Regions from separate parts of the Homo sapiens genome. Here all the other regions are linked to region 1. A link is a contact called in ENCODE Hi-C data. All regions are on one chromosome and are shown on one strand. The core of a region is the stretch at or near the end of the contact, and the rest is flanking DNA. Distances in the headings are between cores, read along the strand shown.

Region 1 (2,730 bases), core at 68-2,567:
AGGAAGAGCAAGAGCAAAGTGTGAAGGGAGGAAGAACATCAAACACTCGATGCTTCAAGGTGTTCAGTATGAATGGGGCATGAAGTTGAGGGGGCATTAGATAAGCACAATGAGGTAGTTAGGGGCTGGATGACAATGGACAGCCTGCAAGCCCAGTGGAGGAGTTTGCATTTTATTTGGGAGACAGTGGGAAACATTAGTTCTCACTATGTATTGGGTGCTCACCAGTAAGCTAAGCAGTGTTGGGGTCCATGGGGTATTGCTACTGTTGTTCATAAAAGTCCTGATCCAAGGGTATGATTTTAACTCAAGTTCCTTGGAGTCTGGATGCAAAATTAAAATGGCTCATTCATCTAGACAAAAACAAGTTGCTTCCTTTTTTAAAAAATGCAAAGTTTACAAGGTTTTACATTTTTAGCTTAAAAATTTAACAATATCTAACCTGTTTATGAGCTCAATATGTTTTATCTTGTAGTAAATGATTTGATTAATGAAATCCATCAACTTATGCAACATAGCTCATTTTTTTCAGGGACTACTCCAATAGTTCATAAAATTTCATGTGTCAATTTTGGGGACACATTTAAAGTTTAAAGAGAGAAGCTGAGAATGCAGGGAAGTGATAACTGAACAACCCTTGACTGGAAGAAAACAACTTCTATGCTTAGTGTTTTTCTACAACAAAATTAGTTAATTATTCACAAATTATACAAATGAGATAATTTTGTTAGAAAACAAAGTGATGAATGAATGTTTTTTCTATTCAGAACATCCAGCACAAAGCCTGGATGGTACATTCTCTCACCATTTCCATTTCTTTAATAAGTTACTTATTCATATATTTCAAGAATGAGATCATTTGGCCAAAAAATACGATGAGGAATAAATAACAATTGTATTGAATGATCACTTGTGTATGTGTATGTGTGTGTGTGTGTGTGTGTGTGTGTGTTTCCTAGATCACAAGACAGGAAGGAAGTGGTACCCATTTCAACTGGGGGTAAACCATGTGAAAAATTAAACCAAAAATGGAAATGACAGAATTCTAGAGTTGTTTTGGAGAAAAGGAAGAAAGCAATGGAGCATAAAAAAAAAAACAGGTTTGCAAGAACTGCATTTCTGTCAAACCTTATATATGCAGTGTCAGAATAAGAGACACGTTCCAGAGGCAGGGATCAGAGAGTGGTGCTGAGCAGAGAAGAAAAGACATGCACTGTAAAGTCTGGATGGAGAGAAGTAAAAGCGCAACCACAGAATGACAAGGTCGGGGCAATGGCAGAGCGTGGGCATCTCAGTCCAAAGTCGAAGAGAAAAAGGGAACTTTACTCTGTAAACTCTCCCTGTTGTTTAAATATGAAAATAAGAAAAATATTTTGTATGGTCTTCCTGATCCTTTGTCATTTTTATTATAAGTGATAAAATTGAATTTATAACATAAATCATTGAGGGACAAATATTTCCACTCACAACTGGTTTTCAAAGCCCTTCTGACAATAGACGCTGATTCAATCAGTAATCACCGAGTTCACCTGCATGGTTCATTAGACAAAAGCACTGGCAGCTGACTTCAAAACGGATGGGCCTGAAAGCTGAACTGTCGATACGGTTCACAATCACCATGGCCAGTTGAGGGGGAGATGATAAACTGAACCAGGTGGAGAGGCCCTGAGAGATGAGCTGTAGAAAAACCATCTGTGTCAACAGGGAGGAAACACTTTGTTAATCCCAGAGTAGTTTAGGAGATTTCAAAGTTTACTTTAAAAATCTTTAATATCTATACCCTGATGGATACTGGGAAGATGTCACAAAGTTTGTGAGAACCATTTTATGAAGAGTTAGGAGGTATCTAATATAAACATCTTTTTATAAAAATCTATCAGACAAATAGACTTTTAGCTGTGCACTTGAAATACACACTTTTCTCAAATGACTATTCTGGTTTGATTACTATGCTTATCTTACCAACATGGGACATTTGGAAGAAAGGAGAGGAAGTATCATAATTTAGAAAGGCAGTTACAGGAGTGGCTGAATGAACTCAAGACTAGAGGCTGCAGATCCCAAGTTCAAATATTGCCTGTGATGTGAAGTAACCTGGTGAACCCAGTCAAGTTACCTTTTTACTCCAAGACTTGCTTAACTTATTTTGATTATAACAAGTAATATGATTAAGCTTCTTAGAACAATATCTTTTCATCAAAGTTTATCTATACACCTAAGTTGTTCCTTAAGTGCTATCACCATAATCATACACACTCCTTCCCCTATTAAGGTGACTAGAAATGGGTTCCATGGGATGGAATTTTTAATTTTTTAATCCACTGGATTAGATTATCTTCTGAAATTCCTTCCAGATCTAATATTTACAGTTCTTATTTTGATCAGATGAACCTACTTAAAAATCAACAGCAAAAATAAATAAGTACGGCAACACTCCTTCCACAATAAAAGGCTGAATAGGTTTCTTTTCAATTTCTCTACCAAATGGCTGAGTCTAATTTTAAGTACTACTGTCTCTGACTGTTACTTTCATATATAACATCATTTTTACACTCAACCTGTCAGCTCATGTCATTTCAATTATGCATTTGTTTTCTCACTGACTAAACATTGTGCCAGCACTTCTCCCTATTAGATTAAAAAGAAAGAAAACATGGGCTATTTGAAAATGACTTAACAGCAATACATTTTTCCAGCTTGAAAGTCTAGTATTTTTCTTTTATGCTGCAT
Region 2 (2,730 bases), core at 124-2,623, 990 kb before region 1:
GAATGTTAGACATCCCTCTACTGCTTAGCAGTCCTGTGAACCTGAGATTCCTCAGCTATTAGGTCCAGAAATACCTGTCTCATTTATGTCACCAAATAGTTGTTAGGATAAAATGAGATTACATATGGAAATATACTTTAATAGCATTTATTGAGTACTTAATATGTATTAGGCACTATTCTTAGCCCTTATTACTTACTAACTCATTTACTCTTCACAAGAAATTCAAGAGAGAGAATTTTATCCCTACTTTACAGATAAGAAAACTGAGGCAGAGAAACTAAGTAACCTGCCTAAAGTCTCCTAGCTACTAAATCTGAAATTCAAACCCAGGTAGTCTGACTCCAGAGCTCACACTCTACAACCATATACACCACCTTCCAGTGTGGATATGAGTGTGGTTATTCATTCATTAATTTATCAGCTGTCTATTGAACATCTACCATGTGCCACACACTCTGTTGGATTATTAATGGAAAATAATCAAATCTATAGGATTCACTCTTTACTATCTTCACTCTTTTTGCCCTATAGGAAATGAAGAGGAAAGGGTATAGGAAGAGAAAAGAAAGAAAACTCTAAACCTATCATTAAGAACATTTGCAAAATAGTCACATAGAGCCTTAAGATGCCACAGTTCAAATGAGAGGACTCCTCCTCTCCGGCATAGACCCAGTCACCACGGATAAGACTTGGGAGTGAGGAGACAATGGCGCAAAGCAGACCCCAACCTCTCCACAGGCAGGGGCAGAGGGATGATGGGAGAAGCACAGACAAGATGAGTCAGGACCAGAGGCTTGAGCTCATTGAATGGCAGAGTCACGGAGTGGCAAACTCCAAACCCCCATGGCTAATCCTCACCGTTCTTCACTAGGTTTCTGCAAGACCTAAGAAAACTTCTGCAAAAGCACTTCCTTGACTGTGAATTTATCTGCAATGTCAGAGGTAATGTAAAACCATAAGAAGGTGACTCCTATTGACCTCCAGTCCCAACAAGGACTCCAAAATTGATAGCTGCGTATGAAAGACATAGATATTTAATCTGCACATATGTATTTAATTTTTTAAATGGGGGAAGAGAGGCTCAAGTCCTAGAATTCACTGATAATCATCTATAAACAATTATTATTTAGAAGATAATTAATAGTTTTAACACTAATAGGCCTTTTTCTTCCAAAGCAGTCTTCTCCAGAAACTTCAAGTAAGTTTAAATTCATTAGTTAATCACCTTCTTCTGTAATAAGCAGTCACTGTTATTATTTATCCTATTTTTAAGAAAGAAAAAATTTAAATAAAGCAAGAATAATTGAGACATTTAGGCATTTCTATAAAAAGCCACAGCATGTCACCTGCCAGGAAGAACGCCTCTATAAGGCAACATGCACATTTTCTTTCACTTGAAGGTATCAGTTCCTCTTTGAAGACGCTAGCTAAATATGGACTCTATCCTCTTCCATAATCTACCCCTCTAATAAATACTTACAGCATTAACTTGGAAAGCTCAACACCCCTCTCTCATCATACCCTTAGCCCATCTTCTAGGACACCCAGAAAGGGGAGGATCATAGGGCCGATTGTTATCAATCAGTTCTCTATCACACACCAAACACAACACAGACACACATACACACTGTGTATGAATGCTTACACACCCTCCTGACCCTGAACTTGCTGGTAATTTTCATGGACATAGATGAAATGAATAAGAGGTTCACTAAATTAATGGCTGTCAATTGGGCCAACCAACAGTAGTCCCGGGCCCCTGAGTTCAGATGTTTACTCAAAAAAAACAATTTCAAAATCATTTCAGAAGTGAAAGAGTAGACAGAAGTGACTACAGACATTTTTCAAAAGTAAAGTAGAAGACTGAAGAGTGTGTACGATTGCAAAATGGAGAAGAAAGAGAAGCTCCATTGTGTTTGTTTTTCTCCCCAGCAGGGCTGTCATTTAAGTCGTCAAAGGGTAATGGAAGTCATCAATAACGTGGCAGTGCCTGGAAACTTTTCATATTCAGCTTTGGAAAGACAGATTGGCTCTAGGAGGCTCCATATATCAAGGGAGATTTAGGTCTTATCTGAAAAGGCACTTCCAAACAGAAAGTCTGGCTACCAAGGCTTAACAAGAGAAAGGTGTAAATTCTGTAAATTCGTGAGACATATTCTTCCAAAGGCTGAACTAAGTGACATAGGATCACAGATTCCCAGAAAATATTTTAAGGATGTAGATTCTTATTCCAGGTGGATTCCAGTAATAATCCCTATAATCTTTCATTGAAAGTTCCCAGTGTCCAGAAGGTCACTACCAAGGCAGTCTTACATTTTTTGAATACTAAGTGCTGGGGCTCAGAAAATGATATCCCAAAATAAAGGCCTCAGAACCCAAAGTTTTTCCTCTAACTTCCTACCCTCCTGTCTTTGCCTTTTTATTCTCCCCTAAGGCTAGTCATAGAAACTGGAATCTTCTTCTCCAAAGTGGGCTATAGAAACCAGAACCCTTTTTCCCCATAGCCAGCCATAAAACCTGAACATGTTGCTCTAACTTTCCTCCCACCTTTCTATGTAAAAATCTGCCATAAAGAAACTATCTAGCCTAGTTGTTCAATCATAGGTTATAAGACCCCACCCCCAATTCCAGAGAGTGTCTTGCCCCACACCCAGAAGGAAGGAATGCATGCACAGAGAGGCCAAGAAGAATCTAGACAGGCCGGGCACAGTAGCTCACGCCTGTAAT
Region 3 (2,730 bases), core at 89-2,588, 950 kb after region 1:
AGCCTGGGCGATAGAGCGAGATTGTCTAAAAAAATAATAATAAATAAAATAAAATAAAATAAAATAAATATTGTAGTCCTAGCTACTCGGGAGGCTGAGGTGGCAGCATCACCTGAGCCTGGGAAGTCCAGGCTGCCACGTAATCACGCCACTGCACTCCATCTTGGGTAACAGAGTGAGACCCTGTCTCTAAATAAATAAATAAATAGAATATCCTGTACATAACAACAGTGAGCACTTTCACAGCCCTCATTTTTTCCCAGAATCTTCAGAGATGCAGACGTGCTCATAAAATGTTGTGTACATTTTATTTTTTTAGAATCTGAAAAACTGGGTCAGTGGGCGTTTCATGGGAAGTATAGAATGTTAGCAAAGTATCCTTTCTTAAGTTTTTCTGCGAAAACGGTAATAATGTAAGTATAACAAGGAGCACTTATAGTATTATTTTCCAAAGCCCTTGCTTAGGGAAGGAGCTTCAGTATTAAGTTGTTAAAATCCATACCCAAAGTATTTGTTATGCTTACAAAACTGGAGATGGTTCTGCTTTGATCCTATTTGCGGAAATTTGCATGCATTTAACAGAGGAAAACGTGGTCTCCTGCTCTATTAAGTTTGTCTGACTACTTTTAATAAGGCGAATTCACCTAAACTCTGTTCTAGGGTGTGAACACAATTACTTGCCCTGAAAATACTCAGTTTGACTTTTAAAGAGCTAAAGTGGTAACAGGTGGGGAGAGGGCTAGGCCAAATTGTTTGAGGGGGTGTGGAACTGTGGAATTTGAGTGAAGAGAAGGCCCAACTTTTTTTAAAAAAAGAGCGGGGCGAAATAACTTGGGGCACAACAGTATGTCTATTTTGTAGGCATCCCTCTTCCCCAGGGCAACTGGAGCCCAAAAAGTGGGTGAGAAAGCCATTCCAGGGCAGCCAGCACTTCCAGAAGTTTAAGGTCAGGATGCCGGAGCTCAGGGGAATGCCGATGCGCCGGGCAGGCTGTGCCTGGGCAGTTCATTCTGTGGCAGCTGGAGGCACTACTCGGCCGCCGCGGTGCGAACTGCGGGCACTGTGGGGCGGAGACCTAGGGGCGGGTCAACAAAGGTCGGGCGATTGTGTCTGGAGGCAAATCCGACGTAGACGGCGGCAGGCGGAGCCCAAAGCCGGTGATGCAGGGTGCGCAGGGATCCCACCTGGAGAGTCGGGGCGGCACGTTGAGACCCCAGGGGTGAAGGGCGGGGGATCCCAATCCCAGCCCTGTTTTCCCCTCCCCTTTCCCCGCCTCCTTCTCGCCCCTCCCCCCTCCTCCCCTCTGGTTGGAAAGTTTCTAGAATCTCTTCCCAGCGGCCTTTGCGGTTCCAACATGGCGGAGCTGACGGTGGAGGTTCGCGGCTCTAACGGGGCTTTCTACAAGGTACTGACCGTTTTGCCACTTTGTCGAGTGTTCTGGGTGCTGGAGCGCGTTTGAGGGAGGGTTGGTGGTCCCAGAGAGTGAGGTTTGGGGTCGGAAAGGCAGCCAGGCCAAAGCTCGAGGCCGCTGGATTCCTTGCTTCTCCCCCCTCCACCCGCGGTTTAACGGTCTCGGGGGCCGGGGCTCCGTTATGTTTTGAAACAACACGTCGGACACCTCTTGCATTTTCCTAGTTATGAACCCTCTTGGTTGCTAGTGCGGTTCTTGGCGGGCCGGTGGGAAGCAACTGAGTGGCTGCTGGGCGGCGGGAGCTCCTTCGGAGCAGGCCCGAGCTCTGGGAGGTGGGGGAGTCGTGAAAGGAGGCGGTGGGATTGTGTGGTCTCACCCGCTCCCCCGCCCCTCGAACTGGGCCGGGCGGGAGCTCCTCAGCCCGCTCCTCCGACCCCTCCCCACCCCTTGGGGCGGGTGTATCGCGGAATCTTTGGAATTCACCCTTGTATTTGAGTTTTGGGCCAACAAATCTTTAGTGTCTGAGGAGAATGGGGGTACCGGATTGAGGGTTAGGATCAAATACAGAAAAGCAGAAAACCTTGAATTGTGGCGGGTTGGAATATTTTTGCGGCCTGGGAAATTGGGCGGCGCCTTAGCCCCTCTATTACGGAAGAAAAGGAGAGTTGTGAGCTTTAAAGTAAGATTTAAAATGCGAAATGGATCAGGGAGATAGGTGGAGAGGTGACTAATTTCTTTATATCACTGCCCCTGTTTTTGGAGGGAGGTTTTGTTTTGTTTTGTTTTTTCTCCCACGAGGTTTTTTGTTTGTTTGCTTGGGAGGAAGGACATCCATTACTATGGAATCGGGGCTGAAAAACGTAAGAGGAATAGAGTAGAGGAATTTGGTGGGGCATTCAGCGTTCACATATCTGAAAATGAAATCCTAATAGTTTATTTTTTGCCACTATAGCGTTCTTTTCTCCTTATTTTCCCGAAATACGCCAGGTTGTTAGAAGATCAATACAGAATCTCCCCAGCTGTTGTCTGTCAGTCAATCTCACTAAGCCAGCATCTCAAATGTTTGAGAGTCTTGGCTATTTTTATGAAGGGCCTTCTTCTAATACATGAGTATTGTGCGTATGCAAAGTGAATTCTCACAGGTTTTCATTTCAGCGTACCTTTTATCCTATGGGTTTTTATTTTATTTGGCCACGATTTTCTATTTTCAGCATTTTGATTTTCTTTTCTTAGTTTACTGATTAGCTCTGTGGATTTGGTTTAACTGTCACGTGGTACCAGCATAATGGGGAATCACAGCGTATAAAGGATCCCCCTAA
Region 4 (2,730 bases), core at 90-2,589, 610 kb before region 1:
GATTAGCTGGCACGACCCAGACCGATAAACTGGCTCATCTGACCTAGTGTCCCCCAACCCAGGAACTGACTCGTGCAGAAAGACAGCTTCCACTCCCTGCGATTTCATCCCTGACCAATCAGCACTCCTGGCTCAGTGGCCTCCCCCAACCCACCAAATTGTCCTTAAAAATTCTGCTCCCCAGTGCTGCTCGGGGAGACTGATTTCAGTAATAATAAAACTCCAGTCTCCCATACAGCCGGCTTTGCGTGACTAAGTCTTTATTTGCAATCCCCCTGTCTTGTATCAGTTCTGGCTAGTCAGCGGGCAAGGTGAAGGCTTTCCTTGGGCGGTTACCATCCGAAGCTTTAATTTTAAGTATAATGGCAAGCTGTTGGAAAGCTTTTTTTTTTTTTTTTTTTTTTTTTTTTTTTTTTTTGAGATGGAGTCTGGCTCTGTCGCCCAGGCTGGAGTGCAGTGGCGCGATCTCGGCTCACTGTAACCTCCGCCTCCCGGGTTCAAGCAATTCTCTGCCTCAGGCTCCTGAGTAGCTGGAACTACAGGCGCCCGCCACCACCACGCCCGGCTACTTCTTGTATTTTTAGTAGAGACGGGCGTTCACCGTGTTAGCCAGGATGCTCCCGATCTCCTGACCTTGTGATCCGCCCGCCTCGGCCTCCCAAAGTGCTGGGATTACAGGCGTGAGCCACCCCGCCCGGCCTGGAAAGCTTTTTAAGTTCGGAAAGTAATACGATCTGGATTTCTTTTCTTTTATTTATTTATTTATTTATTTGAAAAAATGTCTCGCTCTCTTGCCCAGGCTGGAGTGCAGTGGCACGATAAATCACAGTTCGCTGCAGCCCCGGGCCCAAACAATCCCCCCGCCTCAGTCTCCGAAGTAGCTGGGACCACAGGTGTGTGCCACCACGCCTCGCTAAGTTTTTAAAATTTTTTTAATTTTTCATTTTTTAATTTTGTAGAGACGGGGAGGAGGAAGAGGGTCGGGGGCGGGGGGGGGGGCGCCTCCCTATGTTGCCCAGCCTAGTCTCGAACTCCTGGGCTTAAGAGATATCCCACCCCTTCGGTCTCCCAAAGTGCTGGGATTATAGGCGTCAGCCACCACCATCATTGGAAGCTAGCTAAGCCTAGGCTGGGCAGATACTTGGACACTTTGAGGGGAGAAGGGAGGGGAAGAAGTTGGAAGGGGGAACGGAAAACCACTCTCCTGGTAGCAGTCTCTGCCCACAACAAACCTTGCCTTCTGCCCTTAAGGAAAATGGCGCCTGGCATAGATGCGCTTCCGGCCACGGAGCCAAACAGAACAGAGGAGGCAAGAGGCCGGAAGTGACCGCCCTTTGCCACTCCCCCTGCCTCCTCTCCGCCTTTAACTTCTCGGGAAGATGAGGCAGTTTGGCATCTGTGGCCGAGTTGCTGTTGCCGGGTGATAGTTGGAGCGGAGACTGTGAGTGCCGGCTGCCTCGACAGCACGTTTGCGACGCTCGGAGTGACCTTCGAGCGACTGGGGACCGGGGGCGGGAGTCGTGCATGCAGCGTTGTGTGACGAGGCGCCGCCCGCCGCGGTCCTGTGGGAAAGGAGAGAGCCAGCTGTCGGGCGAACGGGGCTGGCGGCCGAGTCGAGCCCACGGAGCCCACGAGGCCGTGCTCGGGGGTGGGATTGGGGGATCCGGACCTAGACGGTCGTGCGCGGGGCGGGGGTGGGCTCTGGCCCTGACTCCTGCGCCCGGTGTGGGAAGGTGGGAGGCCTTTTCTAAGGCAGGTGTTCACACCGGCCGGACCGGGGCGTTACCCCCACCCGGCTTTTCCCACGCAGCTCCTTCGCGCGGTCATTTCTTGACTCTCTGGAAGAATCCGCCTTCTTTATGGCCACTGTTCCTTTCCATGTACACACCAGGATTAGACCGTGATTGTTTGTCTTTGGTGTCTTTTTCTTGAGAAACCACCTATGCTTTCTTAAACTTATAGTCCTTGAAGTTTCTGGTACTTTGGCTGGAAGCGTTAATGCCCTCTTGAAGCCTTACCTTTCTAAATGTCAGCCTCACATTGTGATCTTAGAATTTTATTTCCTCACTCTGCATATCCACTCCTACTCACCTAGAGCTTCAGGTTGAGAAACTTAGTAACTTCCTTATTGTGTGTGAATTTGGCTTCGCCTCACTAACCCTGTTCCCTGATGTACTTTAGAGTCACATGCAGTGACAAACTTAGTCACAATTAGTTTCGTCTTCACCAAAGGGAAATTGAGTAGAAATTGCAACCAAGATTTTGGCTAATAGATTTCACTTATTTTAGTGAAATATCATTCAAAAGTCGTCTCTAACTGTCTGACTAGAACACTCCCAAAAAAGAATTACCTAAAAACATTTTGCCAGCATAATTTATTTCATTGGGGAGTTGATGAATGTCACTGGTGTGTCATCAGTTTGCATGTCTATCATCCACTTTAGTTGGTGCTTTTCTAACTTTATCTCCCTCTAGTAGCATAATGGCAGAACCTGTTTCTCCACTGAAGCACTTTGTGCTGGCTAAGAAGGCGATTACTGCAATCTTTGACCAGTTACTGGAGTTTGTTACTGAAGGATCACATTTTGTTGAAGGTTAGTTCTTCTTAAGTTTTTAAAGTAATTACTGTTGAAAATATATAAAAGTGCTTATTCTTTCAACGTTAGTTATTGAACACATGTATAGGGCATTATACTGTATACTATGAGAAGTACCATAATGAATAAAACC

Evidence for each region. A loop is a pair of places that touch in the nucleus more often than their neighbours do. Pooled maps may share reads with other maps.
Region 2: a pooled map shows a loop between it and region 1 (7-fold over the local background). The contact joins two enhancer-like sites. A Hi-C loop is called at or near these places in 2 of 37 single-sample maps with no recorded cell type and 4 of 50 pooled maps.
Region 3: a loop to region 1 is called in a map with no recorded cell type, with 8 times the contacts of the local background. The contact joins the promoter of FXR1 here to the enhancer-like site in region 1. A Hi-C loop is called at or near these places in 12 of 37 single-sample maps with no recorded cell type and 11 of 50 pooled maps.
Region 4: a loop to region 1 is called in a map with no recorded cell type, with 12 times the contacts of the local background. The contact joins the promoter of MFN1 here to the enhancer-like site in region 1. A Hi-C loop is called at or near these places in 5 of 37 single-sample maps with no recorded cell type and 5 of 50 pooled maps.

The regions. Positions count from the first base shown.
Region 1 is chr3:179,960,279-179,963,008 of GRCh38, forward strand. The region is part of intron 2 of PEX5L (peroxisomal biogenesis factor 5 like); the gene reads right to left. All of the region lies in intron 1 of LOC124909463 (a long non-coding RNA gene), which reads left to right. Among named protein-coding and RNA genes, the nearest start is that of PEX5L-AS2, 63 kb to the left of the region's middle. RefSeq lists a silencer at 1,636-1,685. Within about 2 kb of position 1,318, at least 2 of the 41 ENCODE cell types and tissues checked have a DNase peak (open chromatin) inside an H3K27ac peak, as active enhancers do.
Region 2 is chr3:178,967,783-178,970,512 of GRCh38, forward strand. The region is part of intron 1 of LOC124906307 (a long non-coding RNA gene); the gene reads right to left. Among named protein-coding and RNA genes, the nearest start is that of ZMAT3, 100 kb to the right of the region's middle. Within about 2 kb of position 1,374, at least 3 of the 41 ENCODE cell types and tissues checked have a DNase peak (open chromatin) inside an H3K27ac peak, as active enhancers do.
Region 3 is chr3:180,911,332-180,914,061 of GRCh38, forward strand. FXR1 (FMR1 autosomal homolog 1) reads left to right here and starts at 1,339. Exons shown (of 17, transcript NM_005087.4): 1 at 1,339-1,405. The coding sequence starts at 1,355. RefSeq lists enhancers at 330-985, 801-950, 1,521-1,610 and silencers at 970-1,264, 1,271-1,370.
Region 4 is chr3:179,346,370-179,349,099 of GRCh38, forward strand. It overlaps MFN1 (mitofusin 1), which reads left to right and starts at 1,340. Exons shown (of 18, transcript NM_033540.3): 1 at 1,340-1,441; 2 at 2,476-2,594. The coding sequence starts at 2,483. RefSeq lists enhancers at 1,049-1,578, 1,912-2,131 and a silencer at 1,632-1,791.